Linked DNA regions of Homo sapiens: regions 2 and 3 are each linked to region 1. A link is an interaction called in ENCODE POLR2A ChIA-PET data of the cell type or tissue named here. Cell type or tissue: CD4-positive, alpha-beta T cell. All regions are shown on one strand.

Region 1 (5,000 bases):
CTTGGAGGGCTCTGGCTTGTTACAGGGGAGATCCTTACTGGCAGGACAAGCACTGGCCATAGGATATATAAGCTCTAAAACTCTCCTGTAATATCTCTGACCCAATTTAGCACCACTTTTTTCCATTTCATTTTTTAGGACTGAAACATAAAAGAACCAGTGTCCAGAGGCAAGTGACATATGTCTTACACTTGTGGCCATCCTTCATTTCTTCATAAACTTTGCTTAAAAGACTAAAATTCCCAATTCCTTATAAAAAATATATTCTTGCCCTCAGCCCCAGTGGCCACTGGCAAAGACTGTTATTTCCCAATGGATAAGAGAGCCTCCTTCATCTTCTTGGCCATAGTTGGGATGAGGTGCGTGTGGTCATCCACACACTTGGTCACACAACCGTCCAGCTGCTGCTTCACCTGAAGCTCCTTACTCCCAGTATCCATTGAATCTTTGGCTTTGTTGTTGCAATGCATGGCGCACCGGGCCAGGTGGTGCCGGAACTTCTCCAACTCACTGGTGAGCAAAGCCCGGGCTTGAGCCAGAGGCACATGGCAGTGCTTTGATGTACTGGTGCACCTACTGCATGGAGGCCTGGCTGTCCTCACAACAGCTGGTGCTGCACCGGAACATGAGACCCTGCATCTTCCAGATGTTCTCTCTCTCCAGACTCTTCACCATGGAGTCCACCACCTCCTGCACCCACAGCTGCTGCAGCTCTGCCATGGCGTCCCCATACCGCCCTGCACCGTGCCACCCCGGCTAATTTTTGTATCTTTAGTAGAGACCAGGTTTGGCCATGTTGGCCAGGCTGGTCTCGAACTCCTGACCTTAGGTGATCCGTCCATCTTGGCCTCCCAAAGTGCTGGGATTACAGGCATGAGCCATGGCGCCCAGCCTCTGTCTTTCAAAAAAAAAAAAAGGGACTTACTAGGGCCTGCTTTGCCTGGGTCCCTATGCATCCTGGGATTGGTCAGAGTGAACCAATGAGAAGACTGAGCTGCTCTCAAGAAGGGCTACCACAAGCTGGTTTTGAAAGCTTCTTGGTTCTGAGAACAACCAGCCCTAGATCCTTTTCATCTCTGATGCCAAATGATGTGGCACTGAGAACTGAAGAGGAAACGTGAACAGAAAGAAGAGTGAGGGCTGAATAAGAAGCCTCGCCAGTGGGAAATAGGGCCCTTGGTACCTTTTGCTCCTAATAGTCACATCTGTGTTTAGAAGGGCCAGGAACTCCCACCTCCTGCGTCAGAGCCTGTCAAGCATGTCAGGCCTAGAGTGGCTTTCTGATCCCTGTTATACACCTATTTATAAGTTATCTAAGCTAATTCTGAGCTCAGAGTAATTTTCCTGAAGGAGCTTCAGGTAAATAAGGATGACAAAGAACTAAAACCAAATTTACTGTAAATGATAACTTCAGCTTCTAAGAAAAGAATTACTGACTCCACACTGATGTCAATAGCTGGAGAGCAAGGGCTACGAGGAAGAAAACCAGTGAAATAATCCATGGTCATGCCACTTGCCCAAATATCTGAATTGCTTATCATTAAAAAAGAGCAAATTTACGTTTATATGTGGCTTCATAATTTGTAAGATACGTTTACATGTTATTTATTTGATTTTCCCAACAAACCTATAAAACACTTTGGCCAAGTATTTTATGCACAAATGATCTCATACCAAGCAGGAAAGAACAGGTCTTACACTGATAGACCTTGGTGTTTATAAAATAGCTCTGTTTTGGAAATTAATTTGGAGGAATCTTATTTATAATCTGAGAAATCTGTACTAAGGGAGTCTGCTCTTAAAGGGAACATGGCTAGTCATGTGAATAGATCTCTAATGTAGCATATAGAATCTTTATTAATATGGATTGTTGCATAACCAATTATCTTACATCAAGACATGCTTACTGTAAGGCACAGTAAAGGCTCCTGTGATGATGGCTCTGCACTGACCCCTAGTGGTGCCCTGCAGTCTCTCTCCTGCAGTTAATAGGAAAGGCAGAAATGAACCCTTCTTGAATTTGTTCTGCTGTCTCTAGATCTGGAAAAGAGACCCTGAGCTATTCAAATAAAGATGGTCACGGCCGGGTGCGGTGGCTCCCGCTTGTAATCCCAGCACTTTGGGAAGCCGAGGCGGGTGGATTACCTGAGGTCAGGAATTCGAGACTAGCCTGGCCAACATGGTGAAACCCCGTCTCTACTAAAAATACAAAAATTAGCCAGGCATGGTGGCAGGCGCCTGTAGTCCCAGCTACTCAGGAGGCTGAGGCAGGAGAATCACTTGAACCCGGGAGGTGGAGGTTGCAGTGAGCCGAGATCACACCATTGCACTCCAGCCTGGGGCACAAGAGCGAGACTCCGTCTCAAAAAAAAAACATTAAAGATGGTTACATCCATATGCCAAGGTATTATGTTGCCACTAAAAATTATTTTTTAAAGAATCTTTTGTCAGAGAAAATGTTTAGAATATAACATTAAGTGGGAAAAAAGATACAAAACTACATGTATAGTGTGGTCCAAATTTTGAAATAGATATGTATATATTTATTTAACATATTATATATATGAACTTTTTAAAAAAGACTAGAAGGAAATGTACTAAAATATCAAAACAGGTTATCTCAGGGTAGTGATGTTATTACTGAGCTTTATATTCTGTAATCATGTTTTCCTTTTTTCTTTCTTTCTTTTCTTTTCTTAAGAGATGGTGTCTTCCCGGCCGGGCGCGGTGGCTCACGCCTGTAATCCCAGCACTTTGGGAGGCCGATGTGTGTGGATCATAAGGTCAGGAGTTCGAGACCAGCCTGGCCAATGTGGTGAAACCCCGTCTCTACTAAAAATATAAAAATTGGCTGGGCGTGGTGGCGGGCGCCTGTAATCCCAGCTACTTGGGAAGCTGAGGCAGGAGAGTCATTTGAACCCAGGAGGCGGAAGTTGCAGTGAGCCAAGATCGCACCACTGCACTCCAGCCTGGGCGACAGAGCAAGACTCCGTCTCACCGAAAAAAGAAAAAAAAGAGAGAGAGAGAGATGGGGTCTTCCTGTGTAAGGCTGGTTTTGAATTCCTGGCTCCTAGGGATCCTCTTGCCTCAGCCTCCCAAAGTGCTGGGATTATAGGTGTGAGCCACTGTGCCCAGCCCCCATGTTTTACTTTTATCAGGTGACATAATTAAAAAAAAACCAAAAGCTAGTCTCACAGCATCTGAGAGTCTGGGAGTCAGATGCATGTTAAAGTCAGAGGAATGAGGTCCAGTGCTGGCTTGGCTTGCTTTGCCTTATCTTTGGTTATTGTCTTAGCAACATAAAATTATTCAAGGTCTTGAAGCCACCTTGGGCTTACCTTCAAGTGTCCTTTTAGTGGGACAGAAGTATCTGTGATAGGCTCTGTTCACAGTCTTGACTGTTATAAGAAGCACTCTTGTGCGTAGCCACCTCCCCTCTGCTAGAGGCCCTGGCTGAATCCAAGAGGAACAGCAAAGGCTGTGCCTCCAACCAACTGTGGAAATTCAGCCATGTGGTTGAGTTACTTTTTTTTCTCTGAAACTTATAGCAGTCAATAAATTTTCAAACTCGAAGAGCCCCCAATTCCCAGACTTATTTGAATCCCCAAAGACACTTCTGGAGACATTCTCTTCACAGAAAATAAGTCTGGCAAAAGGGAATGCGATGATAGATCCACAATACTCTTTTTCTTTTCCTTTTCCTTTCCTTTCTTTCTTTCTTTTCTTTTCTTTTTTTTGTGTGTGTGTGTGTGTAACAGGGTCTTTGTCAGCCAAGCTGGAGTGCAGTGGCACAACCATCGCTCACTGCAGCCTCAACCTCTCAGGCTCAAGCAATCCTTCTGCTTCAGCCTCCTTGCATGCCACCATGCCCGGTTATTTTATGTTTTGAAGAGATGGGGTATTGCTATGTTGACAGGGCTGGTCTTGAACTCCTGGGCTCAAGTGATCCTCCCATCTTGGCCTCCTGAAGTGCTGGGATTACAGGTATGAGCCATCAGCCTGGTGCCACACTACTCTTAACTGAAATTATTCTATGTCCAGCCAGTGAACAGGATAGCATTTTTACTTCTTTGTTCTTTTTATTTTTTGTGTATGCCCAAAAGGTAACATTTATTGTCTTTAAAAAGGCAAATCTTACATAAATAAATAACAACAACAACAACAACAAAATTCCCATTTAATTCTACCTCCTAAGATACAACCACCATTAACGATTTATATTTTTTCACTCTTTGGAGCCAGTCTGCTAGGGACCAAATTCTAGCTCTGCCAACAGCTAGCAACCTTGGACAAGAACTTAACCTCTTTGTACATGCTTCTTTACCTGTAAAATGGGGGTAATGATAGTACCGATTACATGCGGCTGTTTTGAGAATTAAGTTAATATATGTTAAGCACTTGAAACAGCACCTGGCAATAGTTAAGTGTTCAATAAATGTTGGCCTTTTTCTAAGTGTGAATGAGCATTTTTTTTTTCATTAAAAAATTTTTTTGGCCAGGCATGGTGGCTAATGCCTGCAATCCTAGCACTTTGGGAGGCCGAGGCAGGTGGATTGCCTGAGCTCAGGAGTTCAAGACCACCCTAGGGAAAACATGGTGAAACACAACATCTACTAAAATACAAAAATTAGCTGGGCTGGGTGGTGCTTGCCTGTAATCCCAGCTACTCGGGAGGCTGAGGCAGGAGAATTGCTTGAACCCAGGAGGCAGAGGTTGCAGTGAGATTGCACCACTGCACTCCAGCCTGGGCCACAGAGCAAGACTCTGTCTCAAAAAAAAAAAAATTTTTTTTTAATTGATATGGGATCTTGCCATGTTGCCCAGGCCAGTCTTGAACTCCTGGGCTCAAGTGATCCTCCCAGCTTGACCTCCCAAAATGCTGGGATTATAGGTGTGAGCCACCTTGCCTGGCCAGCTTCTTTTTTTTTTTTTTTTAAATAGACATGGAGTCTCAGTATGTTGGACAGGCATATCAGGGTCTTGATACGTAGTTTTGAACT
Region 2 (5,000 bases), 170 kb before region 1:
CAGAGGAGCAGCGCACAGCACCCCGAGATGCGCACAGCCCCCGCGGATGCACACAGCCCCCCAAGATGCGCACAGGCCCCCCGAGATGTACACACCCCTCAAGATGCGCACAGCCGCCCCCGGAGATAAGCACGGTCCCCCCAGATATGCACAGCCCCCCCCGAAATGCGCACAGCCGCCCCTGCTAGATGCGCGCAACACCCCCCCCGGGTTGCGCACAGCCCCCTCCAGATGCGCACAGCCACCCCGCTAGATGGGCACAGCCCCCCCGAGATGCACACAGCACCCCCAGATGCGAGCAGCCCCCCTGAGATGCGCATGTCCCCCCCACGGATGCGCACAGCCCCTAGAGACTGCGCCTGAGATGCGGCGCGGCTCCTCCCACGGCGGCCCCGCCACCCTCCCCCGAGGCTCCCGCTGGAAGCAGCGCTCGCTCTCCTACCCGCAAGCCCCTTCCCACCCATCGTCCTGAGGCAGAGGTCTCAAGTCTCGGGAGTGGCTGGGGGGAGGGGCCCAGCCTCCCCACGGGGACAGGCGTGACCTGGGACACGACGCCAGGAGTTCCATATGCGGTGAGGGTGCAAGGAAAGATACCCCAAATTCTAGTGAGCTCAAGGGCCCAGTGCCCGGCTTTGTTTTCTGTTTCATGAGGCCCTGGCCTTCCCTGGGTGGGCTTTACAGGTGAGTTACACAGGCAAGCGCGCTCCTTGACGGGAAGGAAGGGGCTGGTCACACCTTTTCTCCAGACGCGTCATGAAGTACATCTCGGGAGAAATGGGAAGTCTCCCTCCCCCATCCTGGTTTTTAACTCCATGCTGGCGATGAGGAGGCCTCCCCACCCCACACCCAGGAGAGCCAGCCCCGCTCCCCCCACGCCCCCGCCCGCCCCCCACCCCGCTCCCCGCCCGGCCGCGCCTGCAGAGTAGAAGTGCCCCGACCATGCTGCACACAGGGACCTGTCAGCACACAGGGACAGGGCACTTCCCCTCCACACCAGGGGCGGGGCGGACCCGCACTCTAGAGGGGCCCTCAGGGAGGTTTCCAAAACTGAAGGCCCCCAGAAACGAGGCCTGCGAAGGGGCCGGGTAGAGCTCAGCACGGCTGTCCCAGGTGCTCGGCCCCACGTGGCCCTCCAGGAGGAAAGGAGAGCGGGTGGTTCCTAGCGAAGCAGCAATGAGAAGGCCCCGCTAAGAGCCCAAGGGAGTGCCCAGTGCCTGCACAGCTTCATGCCGGCCGGAGAGCACCCAGCAGCTGGGGATGGGAGGAGAGGCGGCAGGAGGAGAACAAGCGGGGCTCTCCCCTCACCCGGCAGCGGCCTGTGCGCCACGGAAAAGTGCTGCCATGGCCCACAGTTGCCACTGCAACTGCCACCACCATGGCCACCACAAGCAGACCCCAGAGCACTGCTGCTGCCCCCCATCCCGCCCCGGTTCCCCACTGGCCCCTTGCCACGGTCCAGCCTCTCCTGGCAGCAACTGTATCAGAACTAGGGGGACAGTGGCCAGCACAGGGGCACTGACCCCCTTCACACCCGGCACACGCTCTGCCCTGCAGTGCCCAGGAGCTGGTTTTCAGTCCCTCCCAGTGATGGGCTCCTTCTCTGCTCCCCAGTTCTCTCTGCCACATCGGACAACTGTTGGCAACTCCACCATTAAAGGGGGGGTGTGTGTGTGGGCCGGGTGCGATGGCTCACACCTATAATCCCAGCACCTGGGGAGGCCAAGGCGAGTGGATCACCTGAGGCCAGGAGTTCAAGACCAGCCACAACATGGTGAAACCCTATCTCTACTAAAAATATAAAAATTAGCCGGGCATGGTGGCTCACACCTGTAATCCCAGCTACTTGGGAGGCTGAGGCACTAGAATCCCTTGAGCTCAGGAGGCAGAGTTTGCAGTGGGCCAAGATCGCACCACTGCATTCCAGCCTGGGTGACAGAATGAGACTCTGTCTCAAAAAAAATTTTTTTTAATTAAAAAAAAAAGGGTGTGTGTGTGTGCTAATAATCCACACGCACTGCAGTAGAATATGGATCAGCAAAAAAGGTAAAATGACAGGCCATCAGAATTTGATCTATATCCTCACACACCTTCTTCCTAAAACACATATGCATCCTTTTATAGAAGCAGGATCATTTATTCCATTTTCTAACCTGCTTTTTAACTGAGGGCGTAGCACACATGGATGTTTGTGTCAATGGATACGCGCCCACATCATCATTTTCGTAACCTCACACTCTTGCATTGCACGGCCATTTTTTAGCCAACTAGTTCCCATTGTTCAGCATTTAGCTAGCTTTCGATTTCAGTTTTCCACCAAATAAACAACAGGATGTGGTCATCTGCAAACTTCTCTGCAGGGAATCCTGAAACAAGGGCTAGGTTCTGTTTTAGACTTCTGACACATTCCATCAAATCATCTCCCAGAAACATAGCTCCAATCCACATTCCCAGGGTGGACGGGAATACGGGATTCCAGAAGCCCCAGCCAACAATAAATCCTATTTTTGGAACTCCTGCCTCTGTCCTTATCTGTCACCTACACGGGTATCAGTTCTGTCCCCGCCACCCCAAATTCAAGCCCCATTTCTGACGGTTCACTACTCATCTCTACCTGGACATCCCACAGACGCTTCAAACCCAGCTCGTCCCAAGTCACCTTCTCTCCCATCGTCGCCAAGTTCTCTCATGCCCTCCCCACTAGCTAGCAGGGCTGCCCTTCTTCCGGGCCCAGGTGACACCTCAGCTCCTCCACAGAAGGCTGCCCAGGCCGCCGCATGCTGGCACCCCTCCCCTCACTTCCCTCCTGAGCATCCTCACTGCCCCACCCAAGTCAGGGCCTGCAGCTTCTCCCTCTTCAACGTGACAGACATGCCAGGGACAAAGCCAGCTCCCAACATCATGCTGTCCCCTGCGTAAGTGCCCCCGAGTGCCAGTGAAATGCCAACTGCATGGCATGATCCTGCCCGTTTCCATCTGCAGCCCCCACTGTTCCTGCTAGGCCCTCTAGAGGAGACGCCTGGGCTCACAGAATCCAAGGACATGGCCCAGCCTGGCTCCCTGCTGTGGGCCCACACCCCTGCCTCCACTCCTCAGGCACCGCGGTGCGCAGATCACTCTGTCCCCAGGCTCTCCCGGAGCCTCCTTACCCTCGCGGTGCCCTGTCTGCTCCTCGAAGGCAGGGACGCTCTCACTCCTCCTTGGGTATCTTTGGGTCTCTAATACCCCGAGTCTAACAGGAAAATGTACTGAAAGAAGTGCTGTCCCCCCTGGTCACTTGTTGTCTGTCCTCCTCTCCAGGTCGCCGCCTCCTTTATTAGATTCATCCCCAGAGAGCCTGGCTGCAGGCAGAATCTGATTAGCTACAAATTAGGAAGAACAGAGGGGACATCACCTCTCCCTCTGCTGGGTGACCCGGCAACTTCCTCACACCTCGTGGAGTACAAAGGGCAGGAGAGGCCCGCAGAGCGAGGGGCCGCTGCCCACTCCTTCCTTCCCACCAGGCTCCCTGGAAGACAGTGGACATCAGAGCCAGGCTCTCTTCTCGCAGCGACGACTGCCTGCGGCTTCAACATCCTACAGTGAAATGCCCGGCCTGGCCTCCCGGGGAGTCGGAACCATAACATTGTTTGCTCCCCACCATGGCAGGGCAGACGTGTGCTTGGTGTGTCAGTAGGGTGGGGACCCAACAGCCTGTGAGCACCTGCTCTGTGCTGGGCACTTCATGCCATCTCTAATGTCACCCTTAAATGACACTGTGTGGATAACAGGAGCATTGCCCCAATTTGACAGGCCAGGAAATGGAGGCTCAAAGAGGACAAGCGACAGGCCCCCAAATTCCCATCAGCAAATAGCAGCTCAACTCAACCCGCAGCCACCTGCACTTGGCCAGGTGCTAGGGCCACACAGAGGGGGCCTGGTCCCTGCCCTAAAGGGGCGTGCAGATGAGCTTTGGTACAGACCCAATTTTCAGGTAAGGGTGGTACAAGTTCAAGCCAGGAGCTAATCTGGGCCTCCAAGACCCGTCCCAGCATGCACACGGAAGACGGCACCCCTGCTTTGATGTCTGTGGGCAATAGCATCTCTAGCTCTCCTGCCGAACAGTGGCTGCCTGCTCGTGGCTTTGGCCTTTCCAAGGCCCAGGAACTAGGGTGGTGCTGTCAGTCTTTCCAGAGACTGAGGCCAGCAAGGGTCTGTGTTGGAGCTCACTGAGGAAGCTGCTTTGACGCAGGGGAAGCTCCCGGGCGGTGCCCCCCCTCCTGTGCCAGTCCTCCTGCGTCCTCCCCGCCTCGGTTCCACCATGGCACTAAGCACTGGTGCGTGCAAGACAGCAGGCCCTGACCGAAGGCAAGAGGGAAGGGGTTACAGGAGGGCAAACAAGCCGAGGAAGATGCATTTCCATTTGCTCCTAAGGCGGGTGCCCTGGCCTAGGCAGCCCAGGCACCCGGGGCACCTGGGCATCTGGGAGGAAGCCAGAGATGAACAGCGGCCTCTGGAATGACAGCAGCCTGCTTCTGATTCAAAGGCGAGGCTTCAAAATCTAAGTGTAAGGATGAAAGGAAAGCCCATGGCTGGCCTGCAGGCGACCACAGTCCGTAGGTTCTGAGCGTGGCTCTGTGCTTTACAGGAGATAAGCGGAAGATCCCTTCCGCAACAGGACTCTCGTGAGGCCATTCATTGGACATAATTGATAACCCATTTGTGTGCAGGGAAGGGCTGTCCCATGCCAGAGGTGGGGGTGTACAGGGATAGACATTCTGGTATCTCTGGACAGAATCTGACCCACCCACAAATGTGTCTGCTGCATTTGCAAACCTGGACATTGGGTGAGATTTCTCCCTAGGAAGCAAGGCTTTGAATCGTGGCCCTCATTTCCCAGTCTTGACAGCAAGAATACTCTCTCGCTCTTCCCTCCTCACTGGGCAGCCCTGGGACACCGGCTGTTCTTGGGCCCTCTGTGTTCTCAGAGCAGAACTGTGGGCAGCAGCTTCAAGGCCTGGAAG
Region 3 (5,000 bases), 180 kb before region 1:
GATGCTTGTGGCCACATGGTGGCCACAGTCAGAGCTTTGAAAGTCAGTACCAAATGAACGCATAATTGGACACCAAAAATCAAGTGTTACTTTCATGTTTCCTCACCCCATCATCTCATTGCCTCCTGCTGACTCTGATACCGACGCTGAGCTGACTTGCCAGGCTGCCGCTGGACGCGTAGAGATCAGGCCAGCGCCGCGCTCATTTTTCCAGGTAGACCTACTCTGTGGAACGGAAGTGCCCTAGCTGCTTTGTTTTTGTAGCACTTGCTGGCTGAATTTTTCTTTTGCTAATCGCTAACCAGAAAGTCTGGTTAGAGGGGGCTCAACTCAATCCCTTTGGTCCCCAGCGCCAGACAAGAGTTAATTCTGGAAAATTCAGTACTTGAATGTACCTGCCTTATTGCATACCAATTTACTGGGGGGAAAAAAAAAGTTAAGAGATGCCGGCTCCAGATCTCCACTTCATTCACAGGTGATTTTGGAAATCCTGTAAGTTACACTTCCTGTTCTGGTTTTGTTTTGTTTTTTGTTTCCTTTGGCTGATTCCTGCTGAGTGAGGCCAGTTCCTCATCAGGCTCAGGGCAGGTGCCTTTTCAGGCGTGGCCTCCTTTCCATCTAGCACAGCATCTTTGTCTCTGTTCTGTCTCCTCCAAATCCAAGATGATTTTAATTAGTACAGACATGTACAGTCTACAATTAAAGAGTGATTTGTACTAATATGATTTTGATTCTTCCTCCTCTTTGCTGTCCTTTCAAGACACTTGCTGGAAAAAGCTTTAATGCACTTAGTTTTCCTTTAGGTTTTCTATGACTCAGATGTAAAGGACTTTCTCTGTACAGTATATTATCCAATGCATGTTTGTTCTCTCTCCTGATATATTGAACACCACACAGTTGTGAAGCCGTGCAGTGGGGATGCCCCACACCCCACAGAGGCATCTACCCCTGTGTATAAGGAAAGACATTTTCCTTTGCTGTACTTGCTTGAGCAGTTTTATTGTCTGTACATGTGAGCTGTGTGAGATAGATGTGAAAAGTTCAAATGAATGCATTTTCCTGCCCCATGTATACAGATTGTCATCTGTACAAGGAACTGTATGTATGAAAGCAAATGTACTTATTTATAAATGGCTAACACTTGGAAAACCATGGTGTTGTGATGCTTTTCTCCTTCCATTACAGCCTCTTCAGGGAGCTGGCTTTTAAGCTTACCCTCCTGAGGATGCAGTGATGGGGGCACCCTCCCTCAGGAGGAATTGGGCAGGTTAGGGCTAAGGCCAAATTCCCGATGATTTGCTTGGTCTCTTGTGGGACATTCAGAGCCACCCCTTTGTGCATTTATTTGCTCGGTCACGTTATTGAGCACCTCCTCTCCTCAGAGTTGGACACTGTGGTAGGCCCTCAAGAGAGCTGTGGACAAGAGACGCCGTTCTAAGGAGCTGTCAGCACAGGCCTGTGACATTTGTTGAGAAAGGGGGGCTTTTTCTTCATTGGAAGAGGTTTCTCTCTAGCTATACCCAGGGAGCACTGAGCTCTTGTTTCATTTTGTAGCTGAAGCTGCACCCAATCCAGCCACCCTACCAAAGCCAAGGCTGAGGTGGGCTGCCAGCTTGAGTGGCTGTGTTTAGAGGCTGCATGCTGAGAGGGTAGCGAGCAGAGGGCACAGCTCCCACTGCAGACCTAAGGGCTTCGTCACAACTGGAGGCCCACTGCTTCCAGGGGCTTTGTCTTTTCATCAGAAATCTGGTCGAACTCCAGTCCTCACCATATAGAGAGCTAGGCAGCTGCATTGTGAATGGAAAAGTGGCAGGTTTCCTGCAACTGGCTGGAGACTCAATACCATCTAAAAGGGAGTGGGGAAGCGGGGGAGCAGCACTGAGCCTGCAGCCTTTCCTGTTTAACTGCTACCTCTGTGTTTACTTCAGGGACAAGCGAGGAGGGAGACCACTTCCTCTTGACATCAGATTTGTGCTAAACAAACATTCCTGCTGTGCATACCTGCATTTCCCAAAGCCTAGGGAAGCAGACAAACTGCAGGCAACACACAGCCCAGCCTAGATGCCACAGTTGCCTTCAAAGAGAAGAGGGGACTCTGGCAGCAGCCACCTGCTCAATCTCAAAACCATTCCTGGGCTGCTCCAGTTATTTCATTAAAAAATGGGTAAGTCGGGGCCGGGCACGGTGGCTCACGCCTGTAATCCCAGCACTTTGGGAGGCTGAGGCGGGCGGATCACGAGGTCAGGAGATCGAGACCATCCTGGCTAACACGGTGAAACCCCGTCTGTACTAAACAAAATACAAAAAATTAGCCAGGCGTGGTGGCAGTCACCTGTAGTCCCAGCTACTCGGGAGGCTGAGGCAAGAGAATGGCATGAACCCAGGAGGCAGAGCTTGCAGTGAGCCGAGATCGTGCCACTGTACTCCAGCCTGGGTGACACAGCGAGGGTCCATCTCAAAAAAAAAAAAAAAGTCATTGGCAAAACCCCAGCTTTTTAATTTATATTTTTTCTTTCTTTTTTTTTTTTTTTTTTTTTTTTTTTTGAGACAGAGTCTGTCACCCAGGCTAGAGTGCAATGGCGTGAGCCCGGCTCACTGCAACCTCCTCCTCCCAGGTTCAAACAATTTTCCTGCCTCAGCCTCCCTAGTAGCTGGAATTACAGGCACCCGCCACCATGCCCAGCTAATTTTTGTATTTTTAGTAGAGACAGGGTTTCGCCATGTTGCCAAGGCTGGTCTCAAACTCCTGACCTCAAGTGATCCACCTACCTCAGCCTCCCAAAGTGCTGGAATTACAGGCATAAGCCACTGTGCCCGACCTAGATGTTTTGTTTTGTTTTTAGATGGAGTCTCACTCTGTCACCCAGGCTGGAGTGCAGTGGTGTGATCATAGCTCACTGCAGCCTCAACCTCCTGAGCTCAAGTGACCCACCCACCTCAGCCTCCCAAGTACCTGGGACCACAGTGCATGCCACCACGCCCTGCTAACTTTTGTTTTGTTTTGCAGAGATGGAGTCTTGTTATGTTGCCCAGGCTGGTCTTGAACTCCTGGCCTCAAGCTGTCCTCCCGCCTTGGCCTCTCAAAGTGCTGGGATTACAGGCATGAGCCACCACACCTGGCCAAACCCCCAGCTTTTTAAGAAGTCCTGGGACATTGGAGGAAAGGAAAAGGAGTGATTCATTTAAAATATTAATACTTCTTAAAAAGAATTTACCCTCAACCTTAATAAAAAGCTACTCAGAGTAGAAGCAAACAGCAAACTCAGCAGAAGTCTGTGTAGATCCTCCGAAGCACTAAGTAAGTCAGACTTTCTTCCCCTGGATATCTGCTCATGGGTACCTTTTGGTAACTGCAGGCAGACACAGTACGCACGTGCACATGGTGGCCAAACTCCCCTGCGGTCGGCTGGGAATGGGTAGGCGAACCAGCGGGGAATGGAGTCACCCTCTTTCAGCTTTAAAAACAAGTTGGAGGAGCTTGGAGTCTTGGCAGCTGAGTTATTCCATTCTCAGGAATAAGATGGGGCACTGATAACAGGTATCATGTCTGGAAGGCCCTGTGATGAAGAGAGGGCCCACATAGAAGAGAAGGTGCTCAGAGTCCATTCTAACAGGCCATCCTCTTGGGAGGTCCATTGTGTCCCAGACACTGTGATAGGGACTTCACATGTGTTCCCTAATGTATTCCTCACACCTCGACAGACGACACTGCTGTCTCCAAAACAAATGCAGAAGCAGATCCTGAGAGCTGAAGTTGCTCAGGGTCACAGAGGCACAGGTAGGCCTCTGAATCAGCCACACTGACAGCTCTTCCCTCCACCACGCTGCCTCCTCTCTCAGAAGGGATGGTCTGAAAAGAGCAAGCAACCCGAATGGCGCCCCACGGAGTGCAGGCGCTGGGTCCAGGAGGATGGCTTGGGAAATGCCGCGTGCTTGTTTGGAGAAATAACTCTATGCCACAGTCAAGAGGAGTCGCTTTGGGACCCCAGTAAGAAAATGAGGTCCCTGCTATTATCCAGCCAGAGATTCGTAGAGGAAGAGGTGAAGTGGCTGGCTGGAGAGGGAGGCATCATCCCTTGGTGACTGGGATCACTTCAATATTCACAGAGACCCATAAGATTCAGAGGCTGGTGCAAAAAAAAAAAAAAAAAAAAAAAAAACAGAAATGAGATGCTGACTGAGGAACCAGTTTGTGACATGTATCAAGCCTTGTGCTTTGAATGCTTTTCAGTAAATAAAGGTCCACACTCAGCTGGGCGTGGTGGCTCACACCTGTAATCCCAGCACTTTGGGAGGCCAAGGCGGGTGGATCACCTGAGGTAGGGAGTTCAAGACCAGCCTGACCAACATGGAGAAACCCCATCATCTCTACTAAAAATACAAAATTAGCTGAGTGTGGTGGCGCATGCCTGTAATCCCAGCTACTCAGGAGGCTGAGGCAGGAGAATCGCTTGAACCCAGGAGGCGGAGGTTGCAGTGAGCTGAGATTGCGCCATTGCACTCCAGCCTGGGCAACAAGAGCGAAACTCCGTCTCAAAAAAATAAAATAAAAATAAAGGTCCACATGGAAGCCTTGATTCAGGAGGGACTCTACAGGTGCCCTAAGGAAAGACCTCTCCGTTCTGGCTCCTACACGTTAGAGACCAGCTACAATGCAGAAGACAAAGTTGAGACCAACGCGGGGAAGCAGGGACTCCTGTTACCTTATTAGAGGATTTGCTGTTGGGTCCCTTTAAATAGTGAGCTCTGGTGAGTTTTTAAATTGCTTTAAGTAAGTCAGAGGTCCCCAGCCCCAGGGCCACAGACCAGTATGGGTCTGTGGCTGTTAGAACCTGGCTGCACAGTAGGAGGTGAGCAGCAGCGGGTGAGCATGACCACCTGAGCTCCGCCTCCTGTCAGATCAGCTGCAGCATTAGATTCTCATAGGAGTGCAGACCCTATTAATTATGAACTACGCATGCGAGGGATCTAGGTTGCATGCTCCTTAGGAGAATCGAATG

What was found. Peaks named below come from ENCODE experiments on the same cell type or tissue, not always from the same donor. Only the 100,000 strongest peaks of a DNase experiment are listed, where the experiment ranks them.
Region 2: POLR2A ChIA-PET joins it to region 1 with 13 read pairs; 24 of 35 experiments call an interaction of 5 or more read pairs at or near these places.
Region 3: POLR2A ChIA-PET joins it to region 1 with 11 read pairs; 22 of 35 experiments call an interaction of 5 or more read pairs at or near these places.

Annotation. Positions count from the first base shown.
Region 1 is chr17:63,610,467-63,615,466 of GRCh38, forward strand. It overlaps the pseudogene FAM136DP. Among named protein-coding and RNA genes, the nearest start is that of MAP3K3, 9.4 kb to the right of the region's middle. RefSeq lists enhancers at 140-640, 641-1,141. In CD4-positive, alpha-beta T cell, CTCF peaks have their summits at 1,966 (motif pointing left) and 2,165; DNase peaks (open chromatin) are centred at 1,045 and 1,955; H3K27ac peaks cover 1,712 bases.
Region 2 is chr17:63,437,581-63,442,580 of GRCh38, forward strand. The region is part of intron 1 of CYB561 (cytochrome b561); the gene reads right to left. Among named protein-coding and RNA genes, the nearest start is that of CYB561, 6.2 kb to the right of the region's middle. RefSeq lists an enhancer at 1-807. In CD4-positive, alpha-beta T cell, no CTCF peak of the experiment used is centred here; DNase peaks (open chromatin) are centred at 2,271 and 2,731; H3K4me3 peaks cover 748 bases; H3K27ac peaks cover 2,829 bases.
Region 3 is chr17:63,426,555-63,431,554 of GRCh38, forward strand. TANC2 (tetratricopeptide repeat, ankyrin repeat and coiled-coil containing 2) reads left to right here. Exons shown (of 28, transcript NM_001394998.1): 28 at 1-1,149. Among named protein-coding and RNA genes, the nearest start is that of CYB561, 17 kb to the right of the region's middle. In CD4-positive, alpha-beta T cell, no CTCF peak of the experiment used is centred here; no DNase peak of the experiment used is centred here; H3K27ac peaks cover 603 bases.